2 separate regions of the Mus musculus genome follow, and region 1 is linked to region 2. A link is a loop called in an ENCODE intact Hi-C map of the cell type or tissue named here. Cell type or tissue: left cerebral cortex. All regions are shown on one strand. Each heading gives the region's core, and the rest is flanking DNA. Links, peaks and the distances in the headings are about the cores only.

The links. Hi-C counts contacts between places; a loop is a spot of excess contacts. Peaks named below come from ENCODE experiments on the same cell type or tissue, not always from the same donor. Only the 100,000 strongest peaks of a DNase experiment are listed, where the experiment ranks them.
Region 1: it touches region 2 in a loop (2.3-fold over the local background); 2 of 42 quality-filtered maps call a loop at or near these places.

The regions. Positions count from the first base shown.
Region 1 is chr14:8,497,400-8,508,504 of GRCm38, reverse strand. The region is part of intron 12 of Cfap20dc (CFAP20 domain containing); the gene reads left to right. Among named protein-coding and RNA genes, the nearest start is that of Gm46492, 39 kb to the right of the region's middle. In left cerebral cortex, for the core only: no CTCF peak of the experiment used is centred there; DNase peaks (open chromatin) are centred at 4,152, 4,932 and 5,797.
Region 2 is chr14:8,583,406-8,594,510 of GRCm38, reverse strand. All of the region lies in intron 4 of Cfap20dc (CFAP20 domain containing), which reads left to right. Among named protein-coding and RNA genes, the nearest start is that of Cfap20dc, 77 kb to the left of the region's middle. In left cerebral cortex, for the core only: no CTCF peak of the experiment used is centred there; DNase peaks (open chromatin) are centred at 4,379 and 4,640; H3K27ac peaks cover 184 bases.

The sequences.
Region 1 (11,105 bases), core at 3,905-8,904, 87 kb after region 2:
CATAGATAAAAACATTAATATTTTATTATATGAACAGGTGGTAATTATATTACTTAGATACCTGAAATGTATACCCAATAATTGAAATACTTTATGTAATATTTGACAAGTGAGTGATATTTAAACATAAGTTTATTCAAATTCAGTAACATAAACCAGGTAGAATCACATTGTGTTATTATTATAAAAGAAAAGTATACTTTTATAGTAAAGACTAATTAAAGTAAGGTTCCAGTGATGTATTGTCTTTATCATTTAAGGTGCTGCTAGCTTAATTAATTAACTCACATCAGAGATCACACTGGGAGAGCCGCACTAAACAGTGGGAGTTTTTAGAATATCTCTCATACTCTGCTTGATGTGTGTTTCATTCCCCAGGCTGTCATGTGTACTGATATGCTAGTGCTCAATTAATTTGAAGTTGTACCTTTTATTTGAAAAGCACATTTCAGAAATATATTTCATGACGAGCTATAAAATTGAAACTACCATGTAAAATTAGGAAAGCTGTTAAAACAAAGGGCTTGTCACACTGTCACAGCATCTGAAAGGCCATTTGGCGTTTCCTCATTATTCCCAACATGGCTAGTAGATGCACCTGGCTTGCAAGTTGAACTAGCTTTAAATTAATGTTTCATTATTCCCCTAATTTAATTTTATCTAGACCTATGGTACTGTCACTTTCAACACCTCAGCTATGGCTATGGAGCACATACTGATGTCAATGGCTTCAAAGCCACATCCTCACCCTGTACAATTCAGATTGCAATATTTGCCCCCTGGAATATCCATTTGGGACACAAATAAATATAGACTGGCTCCCTGTCACATTCAGATTCGGTGGTAAAGCTTTGATATCTTCTTTTCATCCACAGTATGGAAGCCTGTAAGGAACAAATGTGTAAACATCAGTGGTAAACACGTATTTGTTCTTTCCTGGTATCGGTACTTTCGAGGATTTTTGTTTTTCTTTTTGTTTTTGTTTTTTACATTCAATAATTTAGTTATTTCCCTTTGCACTATCTCCTCATTGAATAAATTTCTGGGTTATGCTATAAGTTACTCACCTCTACATTCCTTTGATTAGCTCATTCACACATCATAATGAAATGAATCTTTGATCCACATGTGACATTTTGTTTCTGTGTAGTCTTTGAAAACTTTTAAATGTCAGTATATGAAATAGGAAAATAGAAGGACTCTTAAATATATTACTTCACATTTTTTCCTGTATTACAATGTAATGTACTCTCCAGAATAACCTGCCAGACAAATCTAATATTTATTCTGTGTGAATAATCCTTTTGGCCTGTTCACATCAGCATGTCTTTATTACTACTGAGGCACTTCTGAAAGAGTCAAAGTCCTCTTTATCACTTCTACTAGACTGTGAATTGTTGTATAGGAGGGAAAGAAAGCATAAATCAGTTCTTGCTTATAAGGCAAATTTCTACCATTTTTGGTAGGAGCTGTATACATCTTTCCAGATCAATGTTTGGTTTTAGGTGAGACTTTCAGTAAGAACTCTTTAAAGTCTTGTAAGTTAAAAAAAAAAAAAAAGCTATCAAATCTACCTTGTTGGAAAATGTGCTTTGTTTTGAACAATTTTAGGAACCTTATTACTTCTCCAATGGATATTTAGTTCTACTTTCCTATCCCATACAGTCACTGCCTCCCAGAAAAATCACAATCCTGTAACAGAAATAACTTGCTTAGCCCAATGTCAGACAGGATGAAGGTTAGGTGCTTGCTGAGGGCCACCCTGCTTTCCTCTCGCTTTTGTGTACACACTAGTAAAAAGAAGCATAAGACACTATATCATCTACAGAGAGCTATATTATTCCTTTGAGAGTTTCTAGAAGTAGCCAAGAAGTAGAAATACTGTTTGGAAATAGTTGTTATGAAGTCATTTTAGATACATTGGAATGGCCAATCTTATTACCATGAAAGAAGAAGTTAAGTTTTCATTTTTGAGACTATGTAGCTATGCTCTTTCTTCAACAACATAAGCATTCTCTCTACTATCTCAGCTGCTCACCAACCTTGTTGTCTAGCTGAAAGGGGTTGTCAATTACCATATTTAAAATAGTGGCCAAAATGAAAACTTCCACTGGCCAGATTGCAGTTCATGTTTGCCATTAAAGGTGAACTTGGAATATTCCGGATGCATTTTGTCTCAGAACTGTTAGGGATGTTATAGACATCTTTTCTTTAGATAAATATGATCATCCTGTTTTGCAAAGGCTAGAATGAGTTCTGTCCTAACTCATTCAACATGAACGTTGTGATTCAAAGAACCTAGGTCCCATCTGCTCTAAGTCAGTGGCCCTCCAGAGTCATTAAAATTATCTTTCTCAAAATTACAGCTCAGCAAGAGCCATCCATTCTGTGCATCCAGAAATGATTGTCCAAACGCCCATCTGCATGGCCTTCTAAGAAATGTAGCTCAACAAAGGAAGTGCAGGCTCCGGGGAAACTCATCCTCTCTAGCATACATATGTTGTGCTACAGCTATCAGACACACTCTATTGATGTCCCCGGTACTGGGGCATGACTGAATACTTAACAAACAAATGTTTCTGTGTCCAATAGACAAGCAGTTCAAGAGATTTTTTTAATATAATATAAATATAAAGTTAAATCAAAAGCATTTTGTATTGGTTCTTCTGAGAAGCAGATGAACAGATGCCTGGAATGTAAAAATGGACAATTACCTCTTTGCTACCTCTGACAAAATTCGTTCAACTGCTGTGTGGGTTTTCAGTAGTTCCATGACCAACCAAAGGGAGAATGGGGCTGTTCAGTTCATTCTTAGGAAGCTAACTTCTCATGCGTGTAACAAACGAATAGAGCTAACACAGAAATTCTCAAACAAGTTGAACCCAAATGCATTCCATATGTGAGATCAATGAACAACATCTCTACCTTATAAAAGGGGCAGAATCGTTGCTGAAGAACAAGATGTTCTCTGTCCTCTCCTTAGAGAAGACTGTAGAACTTGTCTCTCAATGAGAAGCTGAGCCCGTGGTAAATAGTAATTAAACTTAGTCTCATATATCACCTGTCCTCTCAACCATCTTCATTCCGTTTCTGAATCTAGTATAAACTGTGTTAGTGATCCTGGGGCAGTCAATGGGAGCCAATGGGAGCCAATGGGAGCCAATGGGAGCGGATCTATAGGTTTCCTGTGCAGATTCTCCAGTTACTTATCCTCTCCATAGACTTAAAAGAGCCCAGAAGCACCTTAGCATGGACATCTCCGCACTGGGGAATACATCTTCCTCCTGGCTGATCTCCAAAACAGGATACAACTTAAGAAATATGTGAGCTGAATGCCAGGATCCATGCACATGTGCAATTTCATATTTATCAACTCTGCTTCTGCCAAGCACAAAGAAAAGTGATCCTGTGGAAACAATCGGAAGCAAGAAAAGGCCGCACCTTGATGCACTGTGGGTGGAGAGAGACTTCTTACAGAGTGAGCTCACATATGCAGGGCCTTCTAAGTGAAGCAGCCCACCCCTGGGTTGGTATCAGTCTTCACAGGAGGTTATCTGTGCCCTTGAGGATGGCTATGCTGAATCCACCAGGGCTGCCTTAGAACTAACCCAGAAGGTGCTTGCCCACTTTCCTGTCTCCCTCCCCTTCTGGACAAGCCTAAGCAGATCCCTTTTCTGTCTTTATGAAATGAAGTGTTAGCACTGCTCATTCTCCAGTAACTGAGGAGACGGCCATTGCACGGGTGTCGCTGGCACACATTCGCGTTCTCTGTCCTAAGACAGGTTCTTCAGCAATGTGAGCATCCTCACAGCATCCAGTGTTAGGAAAGAGAGGCACACAGTGAGTGGCTTGCATAGAACAGTAGTGCCTCCAGGGACTGTGGCAGGTACAGAAATAGCCACAGTATCGCCAACCTTTCTTTACCATCTGTGGGACTCTAATCAAAGTTTCTAATTATTTGTAAAATTACATAAACACAAATTAGGCCTGATAAGTACCAGTAAGAAATGTCCCTAAGAAATAGACCCTGTGCAGTTGTCATGCAGATCAGCAAGCTGTTCTTGGCAGAGGCTTTAAGACCAAGCTTGATAGCACTGCTGTCTGCTAATCCCAACCTACTTCCCACATGCCTTCTTCCCAGAGAAAGAAATGGCCTTAAGGCAGCCCAGGGAGCCCCTGCTAGAGCTTTGCAGAGTGGTTGGGTATGGCAGGCTCTGCTCTTAGCATTCTCATTCCAACACTGAAATCAGCCTGGCTTCTCCATCATCAACTCCTTGAAATTGGCGCCTTTGCATGTACTACAAAATACAAGAGTCTGCTAATTGGCCCCCTTTCCTCTGTACTGAACATGTTAGGATTACAGCCTGGGCTCTGAGGACCTCAACAAGCCAGACTTACACACCTAGAGAAGCCCAAATAAGTCATGGTGAGAAGCATAGAAAGGAGATGCAGTCTGTGTGACCACACTGGGAAAAGGCACAAGTACAAAGACCCAGTGGTTTCCCCAAGCCCATCTTCAGGGCCCTAACACGATGTTTAGATTTAAATAGAGGGAGAAAGGTACGCATAGCTACATAGTCCTGGTGGAAGTATGATGTGCCCAACGTCAGTGTCAGAGCCAGTCTCTAAAGGTGGCCTGACAAGATGTCAGAATTGTCTGTCATCTCCTTCTGGGAGAGAAGCACCTAGTTTTTCCCTCCAGCATGAGGTCCCAGGGGACCATTGCTTCGGTAGTCTAAGGTCCGAAAGGAGAGCAGAAATGTCCCTGCTTAGGATGTGCTCTCTCCTGCAGGACAGTTACACTGTCTCAGCACTCCATAAACTGTGCCACGCCTGCCATTCTGTGTCATTGTGATAGTCCATTTCACATCACATAGTTCTTTGTTGCCTTCTAAATAAAATCTCCAGATGGCAGAGCCTTAGTCTACCATTATGTTCCTGCCAAGCACATTGCCTAGCATAAGACTCTACACATGATCACAAAGAAAGGAAGTGAAGAAAGCAGCAACAGACTCCTAGTGAAAAGCTGTGCTGCCTGGCAGTGGTGGCGCACGCCTTTAATCCCAGCCTTTAATCCAGCATTAACATAAAAATATTTTGTTTTAAGATACCAAATTTGGGTAATAACTGTAAATTTGGTTCTGTGTGACTGTATGGATGGTCGAGGCATGGTTTGCTGAGGCTATGTATATTTGGTGTCAGGACATGGGTCTTCAGACACTACCTAATGCCTTCTAAATATGCTATGACTTTATCTGTCCCCTGATACAAGCTTATTTAACACTCATTTCCTTACTGTACATGAACATTAGTGAGTCACACTAGAAAAATCAACCATAAAGTACATACAATGATATAGTTCTTTCTTTAGATATTACAATATAGCAGGAAATTTTTATGATGTAATATATAATATTGTATAGCATGGAAATTGCACCATATTGCTCCTTTCTAATACTTAATTTTTCCATGGGCATTGATTTTAGGTATAGAATTATCTTCTCTCAGCTCTTTCCTATGGATAAATCAAAGAACTATATATGTGAACTCTCCTAGCATTCACTTCCAGCTTTCCAAGCAATCATATTGAAGAGGACGTTGATCTACTCTGGAAACAATAAGCTCTCCATTGAAATATTCATGTAAGAAAAACACGATATAAAACACACTTTATTATCTACTGTTCCTAAACAAGAAAACTGCCTGACAGCAGTCAAAAACGCCCCCTAAGCCCACATTTTCTTAGAATACCATTTCTTCATTTAAATCAGCTAAATGCCTTGAGCTTTACTTTTTCTCCTCCTACACTTAGCTCTGCATGTAGACAACGCGCACCATTCTTAGATGCTGTCGGTAATTTGTGGATCTTGTTTTAGATAGTCTTTAAAGCAACTATGTGGATATTTTTTTAAATGTTCTCTGATGACTTACTTGGGGGTAGAAAAGTGTGCCTGATCCAATCTTGGTAGAGTATGGAAAGGCATTTCAGCAAATGATTAGTCCCTATTTATAATTTGTATAGCTATTTTAGCTGTTCAAGCTTTTCTCTTTATATTAAAATAAAAGTGTCTTATTCATAGAGCGTATTGACTTGTCAAAACTTGTACTTGATATCTTATTCACAAGTTTCTATCCAAAGTGACTTCCAGTGTATTCCTTAACATGGGATGACCACAGTGTCCAGGCTTCTCCAGTCTCAAGTACCAGTACATTTGCACTAGCCCACTACAGAGCAGGACAAGCAGATGGGGGCAGGGGCCTAGAAAGGGCCTCCCTGGAAGAAGGAGCTCCAGAAAGCAAGAATCCTTCAGTGAGGCAAACAGATAGAAATAACTTTTAAAATAACATGCTGCTCAAGGCTCTGGAGAGGAAAATAACCCATCTAATGTATATATGAAGTCAATTTATTAGATAGCTTACAGAATCAGAGGCTTCAAAGCCCATGGTGGCCATCTGTGCTTGGATAGGTTGAGGAATCAGTAGCTGCTCCCACCAGGCAGCTGGAAGCCTCAGAGCAAGAGGGACCAGTGACATATCCCAGCCCAGAAGGAACCAGTGACACATCCCAGCCCAGGAGGAACCAGTGACACAACCCAGCCCAGGAGGAACCAGTGACACAACCCAGCCCAGGGCTGGAGGCCTACAACCACTGCTGCTCCGTAGGACCACATCTGGTTGGGTAACGTGACTCACCTTTGGCGTGGTGTTTCCCTTCAGTCCCTGACGAAAATGTAAAGCTTTTCAGGAAACACCTTTACAGACACACCTAGAAAGTGTGCTATCACAATTCTCTAGGCATCTCTCAGTCCAGATGAGTTGATTGCCAAGATTAACTTCACAAAGGGATTGGCATGTCTCATACTTTTCTAGCCCTAAAGAAAAGAAGGTGTTCTTAGAAAACCCCAAATCTCCACACCAGAGCAGAGGACGTACCATCCTATCACATGCTACCATCAGCAAGCAGAACTCTGTTAAGACAAGTGAGGGAGGAAAGCTGAAGTGGATTCTAGAAGGGTCTGCATGTGGCTTGGTTGTGGTTTCTTGTGGGAGGGACTTCCTGCTAGGCTGTGCTTTGGAGCACTCGGGCCATTACAACGCTACTTATTTTTCATCGTTTGAGTGATCAGTAATGCATTTTCTTTCCCATTCAGATGTTTTAGTTCATTTGCAACAGCTGTTAAAGAGTATGCTGCACATCCCAGGAATAATAGAATGCCTCATGCTCTTAATGAGAAAGATAATTATGTGGTTTTCATCATAATAGTTATTTTTATTTCCCAGTTACTTCCTATAATTTGAGTGATCATTGTCTGCAAATTATAAATGAGGACCTTATTTTTTGAGCCAAAAGCTTGCCAGTTAAATTGACAGATTTTCAATAATAATCTACATTAGGAACCATAAAGGCATCATTAATCTCTTTATCTTCTGGTCTCTGCAGCAATTTCACAAATAATAAATGATACGAGTGAAGGTTAAGAGTAGAGCCTTGTCCTCGGCTAAGTCTTAGAAATGGTCGTGTGGCTGCGTGCACGGCCCTTCGTGTGGGTGGCTGCATGCATGGCCATCAGGTTAACTTTTCCCTTTCTGCATTAGTACATTTCTTTCTCCACTTTCTCATAAACGACACTCAGAAGCTAAAAAATAAACAAGATCTGTAAAACAAGCCACATACGCCACTTTTTCCAAACATGAAAATGTTTATGTATCATGTCCAAAAAAAAAAAAGTTCTATATTTGTTACAGTACAAAGCTTTGGCTCATTTATGCTCTGAGTATTTTGAAATATGGAGCTACCTAGCACAAAACATGGACAGCTACCTCTTTGTCATCAGTAAAGTAGAAGTGGCTGGTATATCTGAGCATTTCTGTATATGCCACATCCCACTGTACTAAGCTTTCAATTGATTTTCACAAAGGCTCCAAGAGTCAAGACTTTCATAGTGCCCACTGCCCAGAGGCTGGCACTCACATGTAGAAGGCTACACTGTCCAGGGGCAACAGCTGCTAGAGGTACAACTTGAGCAGGCATTCTCTTGGTAACTCCAGAATCACGGTCCATGTGCAACATGCCATGAGAATAACTGTGCCACTTCTTTCTAACGTTGGATCTCTCTTCAAGCAATTCTCAAACAGAACACTGAAATCTGTGTTCATACAGAAAAAGCAAACCACTTGTTTTATGACAAGTTAGGGTGAAAGTTGTCTGTAGTACTCTTCATGTTTTTAATTTATAAAATATTGTTTAAACAGTACAAAAGACATTAATTGTCTAACTTTGTTGTACTTTTATTTATTTGGTTCTACTAATGAATTGAAATGAATAGAATGCCTTGTAGGTTATCCTACAATGCTGCTTCCCATGACCACAGCAGAAGCAGGCCTCAGCAAGTCTTTATGGTCTAAACATCCCTGTTAGTTTCCCCTGACTTCTTCACTATCACAGTTAAATACAGTCTCAGTCTATGTATCCAAAAAGTAGCTTACTTCATAAGTGGTACTTTTTTTTTTCACAGAAATAAAATCAGAACCCAAAAGTAAGCTTATAAAAGCACAAATAGACTTAAAAGTTCACCACCTCTCAGCAGGGTCCTGCATTGTACCAGGGAGTGTCAGGAAGAGTAGAGGAACCAAAGTATGGAGAGAAAGCTAGTGGCATGCTCGCTCAATACAGTCTCCTCACTCAAGCGGCACCTGAGGCAGAGCAGTTCCCAGAAGCCCTTTGGATTATTTCAGGAGATTTTTTTCTTTTTTACTTTTCCAAGTTCAAAGCCCGGGTTTCATCTGTTTCTTCTGCCCTAAAGCAAGCTTCTAAGTCACAATTCCACTTTCCAGCCGAGGACCCAGACATAGCAAAGGCTCCAAAGCCGTGGCACGGGGAGGAATAAGGTCACCAAGGTGTTGCTTACCACTCGTGCGAAGAAGTGTGGCCTGTGTCAAAATTCAGAGGATGGGCTGGAGAAGTGACTCTGTCACAGGAAGAAGACCTATTGCAGAAGGTTATTGCAGAAGACCAGTGTTCAGTTGAACTCCAGTCGCAGGGTTCCCCAAGCCTCCCTCAGTGTGCACATACCTACTGACACATAATTGAAATTTTAAAGTAAATAAGTGGTTTGAAAACTCAAACTAATCCAGTTTTATCTGTGATAACCCATATAATCACTGACATCCAAGGTTCCCATTTATGTGACTGACCATCTTTCATTAATAAGGCAGACCATTATTGGAGGCCAAAGGTAACCTTGCATCACTGAGGAGTGAGACTGCAGCAGGAGCAGAGCGTTCTTCCAAGATACACTCGAAGCACAAGTTCACATTCATTGTTTTTCAGTGGGTTCCTAGATGCTTGCAGCTAAGAACCTATGAAAGGTTCCTCAGATGCTGTGCCTATTCCACAAAGGACCCCCCTCACCAAGAGACCCAGAGAAATGGCTTCTCCTCTCGATTTAACTACTTTATTAAGAGTGTTTTCACTCAACAGAAGTCTTTCTTTAAAATGTTTGATTCAGTGTTTTTTAGTGTATTATCAAGGTGTAGTCATCACCACTGTCATCCCAAAAGATGACAGTCCCAACCAGCAGCCATCTCCACCACCCTCACCATGCTCTAGACCGACGCTGGTCTCCGTGTCTTCTCTCTTCCTGTTCTGGACATTTCATACAGATGGAACCATCATATGTGACCTGGATCTGATTTCTTCTGTTGAATATATGCATCATAGCACTTGATGCATTCTGTATAAGGATTCCCTAGTGGAACAGAACTGACAGAACACACACACACACACACACACACACACACACACACACACACACACATTATGGCAATGGAAATCTAGCAATGGAAAGCCCAAGAATCTAGTTCTTTTTAGTTCACCAGGCTGGGGAATATGCTGGATGGCATCAGTATATGCTGAAATCCCAAAGAAGCAGGGTCTAATGCCAGGGAAGGAATGACCTTGCCACTAGAGTGAAGGCAAGCAAGGAGAGAAGAGCTTCTCTCTCCCGGTGGGTTGTTTAGGCTGCCACCCAGAGTGGCCCTGATTAAAAGTGGCTCTTCCCAGTTCAAAAGATTGGAACTGAAGGTGGGTCTTCCCACTTTAATGATTTACTTAAGGAAAATTCCTCATAGATATATCCAGCTGCTTGGGGTTTAGTTCGTTCCAGATATAGTCAAGTTGACAACCAAGAATAACCATCACACTATACCAGAATCCTATACCATATTTCCTTATTCATCTATCAGCTAGAGTTTGGACTGCTTCTATTTTTGGCTGTTACAAATGAGGACACTATAAACATCCATGGCCAAGTCTTCCTGTGGGCATGTTTTTTCAGTATTCTTGAATACATATCTAAAAGTAGGATCTCAAAGTCATAGGAAACTCTACTCATAACTTTGGAAGAACTGCCAGACTGTCCCAAAGTATATGCTGTGTTCCATTCCCGTAAGCAGTGTCTGCAGGTTCCAATCTCTGTGTGTTCTAGTCAGCATTTCTTGCGGTCTGTCTTACAGTTAAGCCGTCCTAGTCGCTGGAGGTTGGAGCTCACGGCTTTTGGTTTGAATTTTTGTAATGACGCCTGATGTTGAACAGCTTGCAGTGCTTATGATCCGTTTCTATGTCTCTTTGGGACATGTGTCTATGCAAGCCCTTTGCCTGCTTTTAATTAGATTATCTTATCATTATTCATTTGTAAGAATTCTTAATAGAATTTGAGTGAAACCTGCTTACCAAATATATGGTTTAAAATATTTACTCCCACTCTGGGCTGCCTTTTTGTTTCCTTATGGCACCTTTTAAAGCATGGACATTTTAAATTTTGATGAACCTGCTATTTTCCTCTGGTGCTGTGCATTTGGTAGTATATCTAAAAAGCCAATGCCTGACCTAAGGCTACAAGTATTTACACTGAATGTTTTTTTCTGTCACTTTTATAATTCTGACTCTTGAATTATTTTTGTGGCCTATGTTAAGTTGTGTATGAGTTTGAGAATGTCAGTTTTGGCATAAAAGGCAGTTGAGATCTTGGTAGGAGTTTGCCAACACAAGCCCTCTGTTACAGGCTTGCTGCCCAGGACAGGGCTAATGGGCTATGCTCTGGACC
Region 2 (11,105 bases), core at 2,631-7,630:
TTGATTCCCACATGGCTGTGGACCTGGTGGAGAAGCCCTTCCTGCGCTTCCCTCCTAGGAGCTACAAAGACTTTTCAAACTCTCAGATAGCAAAGAGCCTTTCTCCAACATTGCTTGTTAATACCCTGTATATCTTTACTGTATTTTATTTTAAATGAATAGTTAAGCATTAATCAATGCTTTGCTCTTAGGGGCTTTAAAAAATCCAACTAATATCATATTGTGTAATAACATACACATGTCTATAATAAGAAAGGTAGAATCTCTTTCCACAAGAACAGGTATTAACATTTCTATGAACAGCTCCAGACATTAAGCATGCATGTCTGTGACACCCCCCAGATCTCCTTTATACCCACAGTAGAATCCTGGCACTCACTCTCCAGCACTTGGCTTGGTGAGTGCGATGGTTTTGCCTCACCTATCTTGGGAATCTTTCCATGTGGCTACATGGTAAACTGCCTCATCTTTTTTAATAGTTGTCATACGTTTCTGGAGTGTGGCATGGGTTAGCTTATTTAGATCCATATGGCAGACCTCTAAGCTTTACCTCTGGTTAATATCAGTGTTACAGTGAATACTCCCATGTGTGTCTGTTTGTGTACTTGTGAAATAGCATCCCCTTAAAGAGGTGTGAGATTATCATGTAAAAATAGAACAAGAGAATGTATAGACTGCCAACTTATAGTGCTATATTCAGGAAAGCAGAAATGGGAAGAAAAATATTTAAACAGTAAATATTCAAGATATTTAAGAACATCTGACAGATTTTTTTCCCCTTTGTTAGAAACTCATTATTTCCACATTTGGGAAGTAGAAACTTTTTCAAGTTTTTTTAAAGCTTGTGACAATTGGGAACCGTTAATAATCGGAGTCTGTGCTGTGCTTTATAGTGACAACTTGGGATGTAACTGTTTGTGCTTTGCGAAAAGTGGACTTGATCACCAGATATCTTTTTTATTATAAATTTGGAAAGTAGTTGTTTAAGGTTTAAACAGAATGGTCAGTGACACGGAAAGGACAACCTCTGGTCCTCCACATGAACAAACAGCTGGAGAGCTGGAAGTTTACTTTCCAAAATAAAGGCTAAGTTCCATGGCAGTCCGTGGCAAACCATGTCTGGAAGGTAAGAGAGTGTGTGGTAGAAATGTCAGGAACCTGAATGCTTTTCTGTCAGAGACAGCTATTTTTTAAGTGCTCAAATTACACACAATTCTAGCTTCTCTAAGGAATTGTGTGCTAGAAAGCTCAGGTTCTGGGATGTTTGCATCAAGACAGAACACATGAATCCTGCTGTCTTTAGTTTCTTAGGACTGTGCTCAGATGCTACCACAAACAAGATCAGTTAAAACAATAGCAACATAGGTTTCAGAAACTAACCCCGCCCTCCCTGCCCAAAGAAAAGATATTGGGAGGATGGGTTTGCTCTGAACATCCTGGGGACTACATTGACAAAAATCTCAATTTATGACAGTCTTATGCAGTATTAACTTAATTTCAGTGGTGTATAAAAACCGATTCTGTTCTCTGTTCCTCCTTTGTGCTATTATTATACAAATTACTTCCTTGTATTCTGTAATCCTAAACGCGGGCGTGTAATTACCGTTTTATGCTTTTCTTTTTTCTATGTAAGAAAAATTTGGTTTTGGTTTGTTTTTGTTTTTGAAGCAGTCTCACTGTGTGACCCAGGCTGGCCTGGAAGTTACTGTAAAGCCCAAGTTCTCCTTCAAGTCTGGATCTTCCCACCTCATCATCATGAGGCCTCAGCCACCACACCCAACGGCTTCTGTTCTTACGGAAGACATGGAGGGGGAAAGTTACAGCAAATATATTTGCAACACTTTTCATGTTTTTCCATTTTCTGACATGCTGTAACTAGTTTGCATGCATGGGAGTTCCTGGGCACTGCCCTTTTGTGTAAGCCAGAAGGACTACTGTCTTGCTTGTTCTCACTGTGGTCACACCTATCAAGGCAGCCTGAGAAGAAAAAGGTTGCTCTTGGCTCAAAGTGTGAAGGACAGTCTTTCATGATGGAGGATTTGCAAAGGAGCACAAGGAGGCAGCGGGTCACACTGTCGAAAGGCAGAAGGCAGAGCACATGAAGCCTACAGTCCAGCTTCCTCTCCCCTTTCTAGTCAGAGTGTGATCCCAACTGGTGAGGTGCCCATCAGATTTAGGGGGAGTCTTCCCACCTCAGTTAACCTAACATAGAAAGCCCCTCACAGACTGCCCTGAGCCTCACAGCCTTGATGGTTCTAAACCTCCCCAAGTCGGCAACCAACCCCATCCCAGATGCTTCCACTATTTGTTCAAGGTGAGCTTGCTAGCAACAAACTCACACAACTTGTGTTTATATTAGAATATCTTAGTTTCTTTTCCACTTCTAAATGATGGGTCGGCTAATTCATAATACTGGGTTGATAGAGTTTCTCTTTAAATATCTTCCTCCCACTTCTGCTGCCACTGGCTTCTGGTGAGAAGTCAGCTATTAGTCCTCATGCAGCTCCTTTCTGCAGAGTGAGTTATTTCCCTCCTGCTACCGCTAGTATGGTCTCTGGCTTTGTCTGGCTCTCCATGGTGGGGTTATGAGCTTTTTGGGTGTTGCTTGCTTTTAGCTCATTATATGTGGAGTTTTCAAGCTTCCTGCATGTAGAGTTGCTAACCCTTCAATCACATGGTTGAGTTTTAGCTGTTACTTCTACACATAGTGTTTCTTCCCAGTGTTTTTCCTCTGTCCCTGTTCTCACTGGTATCTGATGGTTTCATATCCCATTTGTCTCTGTGGCCATGTGTGTTTTCTCCATGATGTTGAAGGTAGATAAACCCTACTGGGAGAAAGAAAGAAGTCTGTACTGTGACCACCTCAAACAGACAGATGAACTGTGACAAAGCCCAACATATATTCTTGATAAAGACTCCAAAAATTAAGATAAGGGAAGGATCGAGGAAGGACTTTGTATATCATACTTGATAGTGAAAGACCAAATGCTTCCTTCCATGCCTTATCTTGCTATCAACTTGACATACTTGGGAAGAAGTAACCTCAGGTGAAGAATTGCCTCCATGAGATTGTGCTATAGGTGTGGGGGAGGGAAGGGAGGCGGCACTTTCTTTACTGCAGAGGTGTAGGAGGGCCCAGGTCACTGTGGACTCTACCATCAGCACAGGGGAACCTGGTCTGTATAAGAAAGGTAGCTAAATGGGAGCCTGGGAGCAAACAAGCAGCATTCCTCACGCTTTGTGCTTAAGCTCCTGCCTTAAATTCTTGCCTTAGCTTCCTCTGATGGAAATAGAAAAAAGAGAAAAGAAGGAACAAAGGCTACATCATGTTCCAGCAAAGCACACAAGGCAGAATTGTTTCTCTTTTCTAAAAAGGGCAAAGAGTGCTCAGTGAGTTTAAACTTCAAGAGAAGTATACAGAGAAAACTGACAAAATAAAAGTCCTCTTGGTAAATGTACAGAATTGGAAGGATCAGATAAAGACAGAACCATTTTGTACTTGCCTTGGAATTTCATTCCATAGCCACATTACTCCAGACTTAAACATGACACTATGTATTTTCTCATGTCATTTTGCAATCTCACTATTTCTGTATGCTTAGGCCTCAAATGTGCATTAAAGTTAGTAATTTTTAGATCATAATAAGGAAAAAAATCATAGTCATCACCACCACTTTGGCTTCAAGGACAAATGATTCTGATAAAGGAATTCAGTCAGTCTTCTGAAGTACAGCATCAGTTCTGTAAGCTCCTCCCGGCCGGCCGAAGCCAACATCCCCCAAAGACTTACACAAAGAGAAGGAAAGTGCAAGGGTGACTCAATAGACAGGACCTCCACCCCTCCTGGAAGGTGGCTGCCATCCACTCAAATTCCTACTGAGCCTGCCAGGGTGAAAAAACTGTCAATCAAAGATGATGATATAAAAATGAACTGAAGATTGAATTGAAAAGTAATTCTCTTTTCAAGTGGTTTGCAAATCTAGCCGTTAAGTTAGAATGAATGTGGCTAATGACCATAGCTGTGAGAGCTATGTACCTGCTGATCACTGGAATATTATTGCACATTAGCTTGAGTTTTCTGTCGTCTCCCCATTCATCTCCCCGACGTGGTCTCATTACCTTTCCTACTGTGCCGCTGACCCTTAGCTATGAGTGCTTGCTTGAGGTTGTCGCAGCGGTTTAACTTACATGTATTTTTTTAATGCATCTTTAGGTACAAGAGGGGTAATGCCTCTGTTTCTTCTTTCTCTTTTTTTGTTAGGTCCCAGGAGGTTTTAAGTGGTGGAAATCAAGCCTGTATTACAAGTAAAGAGCTGCTTTATAAGCAGCCTTCCTTACAGCAACTAAATTGCCCCCAAAAAAGCTTACTCGCATAATGAAGCTTTGAAGTAGTCACACATAGGCATTTATATTCTTTCTCTCATGAATGACTAATTTTATTTTTTTTTTTAAAGTAGCAACTCAGCTTGCTTTCAGAACCATTTAAGCTTAGCACATGATTTTGTTTTCCTCCAAAACCAACGACTCTTGATTATGAGATGAGGAAGGTTTGCATATTGATTTTTGCAGACAGTGGCTAAGCTCCTGTCACATTGAGAGGCCTAGTCCTTAGCTGGGCACGAGATCTTATGAAGATTCTCTCCAATGTCAGAGCCACAGTGGCTAGGTCTAAGAGATCTGTTTTGTGTAGAGTGAACCCTAGCCTCTGGGTGGGGATGCTCATGCTGGACGGAGCCTGTTGTCTACTTCCCAGTGAGCCTCCCAGCTCAGTAAGTCACCTCTCCTGGTACTCCTACAGGATGCATGGAAAGATCTACTGTGGTAGAGAAACAACTCTTTCTTTGTGTTTCCATACAGTTCTATAGAATACTCTATCTGGACTGCCCTTTCCTGTAGATGTGTATGTGTGTGATTCCTGCCTTCAGCTCTGTCCAGTGCCATCTTCTTCAAGATGCCTTACTAACTGACAGATATTTTCCATTCATGTCACTCTCTGTTGTCTATTTTTCATAGCACTTGTTAGGAGATGGATGACACACTCTATAATTGTTTTTATTTCTTACTCTTTCCCCTGTTAGAACACATGCTTTATACATCTGCCTGATGCTTGTCACTGAGGAAGCACTCAGTAAATAGAAGAGCAAACATATAATCTTGGTAGGGTTTTAAAAGAGGAAGCTCACCAAGTAAATTCAGTTAGATTAATTAAAGCTCCCGAATCATCAGTGTAATGACCGTGATAACCAGGTATAGCACTCAGGCACATACAGGAAACACACCGACATGGAAGCCTGTGGTGACATCTACACTCATTTTTTAACCATAAATTCATTGCAGTCGGATCCAAGAATCCATGATTTACAATCCAAGGACTTACAGTCCATGACTCACACTTTTCATTATGGAAGATGGGATTGGTTACTGATAGAGAACTTTGTAGATATGAATGATCCACTTAAACTTAATTATTAGAAAACTTAAAACCCCCAATCCACAGAGCTTATTAAATAACCCACAGAGAAGCAACTCAGTGAAGGTTAGGCCTTGGGAGATTTTCTTTGTCTGGCCACTGCAGGCATCTTTCATATATTCTCTAATGCAGTCCCAACACCTCTCTTATAAATTCTTACCACCATCTACCTTTTACAAGTGAAGAAATTAAAGTATGGAGATTAACTGATTTCCCAGAGTTGTTAAAATAACACATGGTAAAGCAGGATTTGAAGCCAGAAAATCTTGCTTCAAAATGATTAAAAAGAACAAGTATGCAATATTTCTGTGTGTGTATTGTGTATATGCAAATGAGTACATGTGTGTATATATCTACATGTATACATGTGTGTAGAGGCCAGAGATTGATAGTGCATGTCTTCCTCAGTCAGTTTTTTATCACGTATTTTGAGATAAGATCTCGTGGAACCTAGACTGGCTGACCAGCAAGCTCCAGAGATATGCTGATCTCTTCTATTCCCACCTGTGCTAGGATTATAGACACATGACCATACCTTCTGTGGATCCAGAGTCGTGTCGTGTGTTCCTCCTGCAAGCACATTAGTGACTTAAGCCTTTCCATCCCCCAGTGTGACATATTTCTGATACAGTTAGTTGGCAGTAGCTAGTGTGAACTCATAACTGAAAACTAACATGTACAAACTAACTCAAGCCAGTACTGATGACTGAATTGTCTTTCCCCAAAATTGAAGAAGTCTGTCCGACTTATTCTTGAACACTGGGAACTTGACAAATCACTGAGCCCTAAGGACAGATATCTCTGAGGAAGTTAAAGTTAGTGCTTTCTCTAAACTCTAGGATAATGCCAAATTCTATAATCCTATTTAAATTCAATAAAAACATGACTGTCAGATGATAAAACTGAAATGCGTAGAACTGCATGTTACTCACTTACAAAAATACAAAATGTCCATCCTTTTATGGCCTATAAAATTGCTCATGTACTGATGTGTAGATCAGAGGGCAAAATCGAAAAATAGTAATAGAAGTAAAAAGCACACGGTAGCAAGTGAAAAGAGATGTGCTTGTTTTTAATCTGGAAATCTGAGACGTCATCTAGCAGGATATGGCATTTCAAAACAAATTCTGATGAATGATTATAATTCACATTGGCAAAACAAAGAGCAAAGGGGATTTCTCCGAGAAGTGAAGCTGCTGAGGAATGGTGGATGGTGCCATATCATCTGGACTTGCCTCTGCAAAGCAGCTACAGGAATGGTAGACTTTGTTGCAAGCTTGCTTAGGCTGGTTACAGCTGGATGCCAAGGTCCCTGGAAGTGTCCCTTCAACTTTGGGGGCTAGAAAATCTGGCTATGTGCTCCTTCTTCCATCCATTAAAGAAGTGCATCCTGTGGGTCTGATGGATGTGTCTCCAGAGGCCATGGTGGAACAATGTTGGCATTGATAATACTTCTTACCTGTCTCAGAGGCCCTGATAGAATAGTGTTAGCACTGGCAATGTCTTCTTCCACTGAGATTCCCTCCTTGGCTTTTAATCTCCTGATTCCCTTAGTCCTGATTAATGGCATCACTTCTCAAGACGTTCATACACTTTCCTATCTCATATTCTACACTTGGGGGTGTGCTTCTGAAAGAGAGAGCATAACACAGCCACGTTTATGAGAATAGCCCAAAAGATTGGAGTGCCAAAGACTCATAAGAGTGATAGACTTCAGCCAATGTTTACTTATAAGTTGAAGGATGTAAGTGCTAAGACAGAAGAATCTAGTCACTGCTACAACTTTCTAGTCCTTTCTAAATGTACTTTGTTCAGATTTTAAAAAGGACGTCTCCATACAGTACCCCCAGGAGCATCTCTCACCAAAGAGAGATGTCTGCGCATTTATTTATTTGTGCTTAGGTTATATTTTTCAAAAAGTCTATGGATCCTTTGTTTATGGTAAGTGCTTCTAGACAGATCAGAGCACACTCTACAGAAGCACTTCATTAGGATTTTTTCTGTGGTAAATACAGTGTGTTTGTCAGAAGGTCAGTAGTATTTACAGACACCTTTGACCTAGTCGCTCTTGTTTTCTAGAATTCTATAATAGTGAAGGGAAATGAGTACCCACCTGCTGCCTTCTCCCTTCCTCATAAGCACTCAGACTTTCAAAAGCACAAATCCAAGTATCCTGGCTAATTTTATGTCACAAGACACAAGCTAGAGTTATTTGGGAAAAGGGATCTTTAATTGAGCAAATGCCCCACATACGTGTCCTCTGGATGAGTTTCTTAATGGCTGATGTGGATGAGTGGGCCAGCCCATTGTGGGTGGTGCCGCCTCTGGGCAGATGGTTCCTGGAATATATAAGAAAGCGGGCTGAGCAAGCCATGAAGAGCAAGATAGTAAACAGCATTCATCTCTGGCCTCTGTTCCAGTTCCTGCCTCCAGGTTCCTGCCCTGACTTCCTTCATGCTGGACGGTGACAGGGAATTGTAAGATAATAAACCCTTTCTCTTCCAGCATTGCTTTTGGTCATGGTGTTTGGTCAGAGCAATGGGAACTCTAAGGCACCAAGCAACTGCTCTTCTTTGGAATTGTCAAATCGACTCGTAAATAGGTTAGCCTTATTCCTCTTGTCTTGCCCTTTTAGGCTTTAGAATTCCAGGCTCCGACACGTGCTGGCTATGAGACCCTGATCAGATTTTCAGTGTCTCTGAGCCCCTCACTAGTGGTAAGCAGTGAACCCTGAATCTCATTCACAGGACTAGTGGGAGGAGTACATGAGCAGCTCCGTAGAAATGATTGGCAGGTTGTGGCACGTGATAGGAATCTCCATGTTTCTCTTCAGCACCATTCATTCCTGTTTATAGCTGTAGACCTAGAAATTCTCACTCCCGTGTAATAATGAAACAAAATGAAATAAAAAGGCAGAACCAAAGCGTCTTTATACACTGATGACGTGATCACGTGGCAAACCCTCAGGGGTATACAGACAGCAGCTGAGCACACAAATGAATGCAGCAATGTCTACCAACAAGGCCTGCACACCAAAATCAATTGATCTCTCTATACCAGCAGCAAATGGACACAATATTAAATTACAGATATTTCCAATTGTGTAAGAAGTACCAAGTACCCAAAAATCCTTTTTAAAAAGATATATGTAAGTTATAAAATGCAAACTACAAACAATATGAGAAAAATTAGACACGGTCTAAGTAATGCAGATAGATGTATTTCTTATGACTAGATTGGAAAACTCAATATTGTTTTTCCAAAATAAACCTTTAGATTCAATTTAATATAACCAACTAACTAACTTTAAATATGGTAACTAGACAGACAGGAGTTCCTAAAAGTTAGAAGTTGTGCTAATCAAAAGTAGGTACAGAAACAAAGAAAAGATGAAACAAGCCTTAAATAAAACCAAAGACTTACAGTTAATCTATAATAATCAAAAGCATATGTTATTGGCCTAGAAAAAAAAATGAACACTAAAAAAAAATGTTGATTAAGGAATGGTCTAAAAATAGATCCACATAAATGTTTGTGTGATGTCATAGGAGTGTGGCTTTTCCTCTAGCATTCCCTGTATTAGTAGCATAACCCCTCTCTCACCCTAGTGTTTTGAGAGATAGTATGGACCTAAAAGGTAGGGTCTTGTGGGAGGAGCTTAGTCATTGTAAGTGATGCCCAAAAGGATTAAGGCTGTTTTCATGGGACTTTGAGTTTTTGCAAGTGTGAGTTGTTCAAAGAGTGAGTCATAATCTGTTCTCTATCTTCCTCCCTCAAAATGCAGTCTTCCTTCTGATAGTGTGATGTTACCACCATCTGCCATGGGACTCTTACCACAACTGAGCTGATACAGATACCATGCCTCTCAACTCCCATAATTAGTGTAAGCTAAGAGGCCTCACTTAAAATAAAGATACATAAACTTTGATTTAAAATAAACTTACCCAGCTTCAAGCATTCCAAGACAGCAATCGAAAACAGAGTAGAGCAATATGGTCAGCTTATTTTCAACAAAGGACCATGGATTCTCCATGAGGAAAGAAAATTGAAGAAATGTTAATGGGACAACTGAAAAAAAGAAAGAAAGAAAATAATCTCTGCATCACATACAACACAGAGCAACTAATTTGGGATATTTCTTAGAGTAAATGCAAAGTAGTGAGCCTTGAAAGATCTCAAACGAAACAGAAAGGTGTGCTTTCAAGTTTATACTAGACAAGTTTTGGGTTTTTTTAATGTGGAAAATAAAAGTATGTAATTATAGACAGGAGTTCCTAAAAGTTAGAAGTTATGCTGACTAGTATAGCTCTTTGGAGCCTGATATAGCTGTTTCCTGAGAGGCTCTGCCAGTGTCTGACAAATACAGAGATGGATGTTCTCAGCCAACCATTGGACTGAGCACAGGGTCCCCAGTGTAGGAGCTAGAGAAAGGACCCAAGGAGCTGAAGGGGTTTGCAGCCCCATAGGAGGAGCAACAATATGAACCAGCCAGTACACCCAGAGCTCCCAGGGACTAAAGCATCAACCAAAGAATACAGATGGAGGGACCCATGGCTCCAGCCCCATATGTAGCAGAGGATGGCCTACTCAGTCATCAATGAGAGGAGAGGCCCTTGGTCCTGTGAAGGTTTGATGTCCCAGTATAGGGGAAGGCCAGGACAGGGAAGCAGGAATGGGTGGGTTGGTGGGCAGGGGGAGGGAGATGGGACAGGCGATTGTTAGATGGGAAACCAGGAAAGGGGATAACATTTGAAATGTAAATAAAGAAAATATCTAAGAAAAAAAAAGAATTTGTGCTGATGAAAAGCAGGTACAGAAACAAATGCAAAGAGCAGACGTGTCTTCACGTGTGATACTTCAGATGATCTTCCAGGCAAAGTTGTACTTCAAAGACACCAATGAGAAGTAGGAATGAAGGGGCTGGGCTGTGGCAGAGTGACAAGAGTGCCTGCTTAATGTGCACCAGATCCTGGGTTAATCCCCAGCGCACATGCTTTTGTGTGTGTGTGTGTGTGTCTGTGTTTGTGTGTCTGTGTCTGTGTTTGTGTGTCTGTGTATCTGTGTGTGTCGGTGTATGTGATTATTGTGATATATTACATATATATATATACGTATATATATGTGTGTGTGTGTGTGTATATATATATATATATATATATATATATATACATTATACAGATCATTGTGCATATGTTTGAGAACTTTAATAATTGCATAAGGGCAGAGTGGGGCTAGAACAGCTCAGTTGGGAAAGTGCTTGCCACATAAATATGAAGACCTGAGTTAGATCCCCAGTGCCCAGAGAAAAGCCAGTTGAGGTGGTATGCACTTGTAATACCAACACAGATGAAGCAGACAGTGAGGATCAGTGATGTCTGAAAGTCAGCCAGCACATGGTAATCAGTGCATCCTGTATCCCACAAGAGACTCTATCTCATAAACCAAGGTAGACAGCTGAGAAAAACACCCAGGCTTGACCTCTGGCCTCTACATGCATGTACACACACACACACACACACACACACACACAAATGTTCAATATCATTAGTCACAGGGAATTCAAATAAAATCATAGCAAGTGTTTCCCATTGAAGCTGGCTGAAATGTTAAGTTCTAGTGACCTCAAAAAGATGAA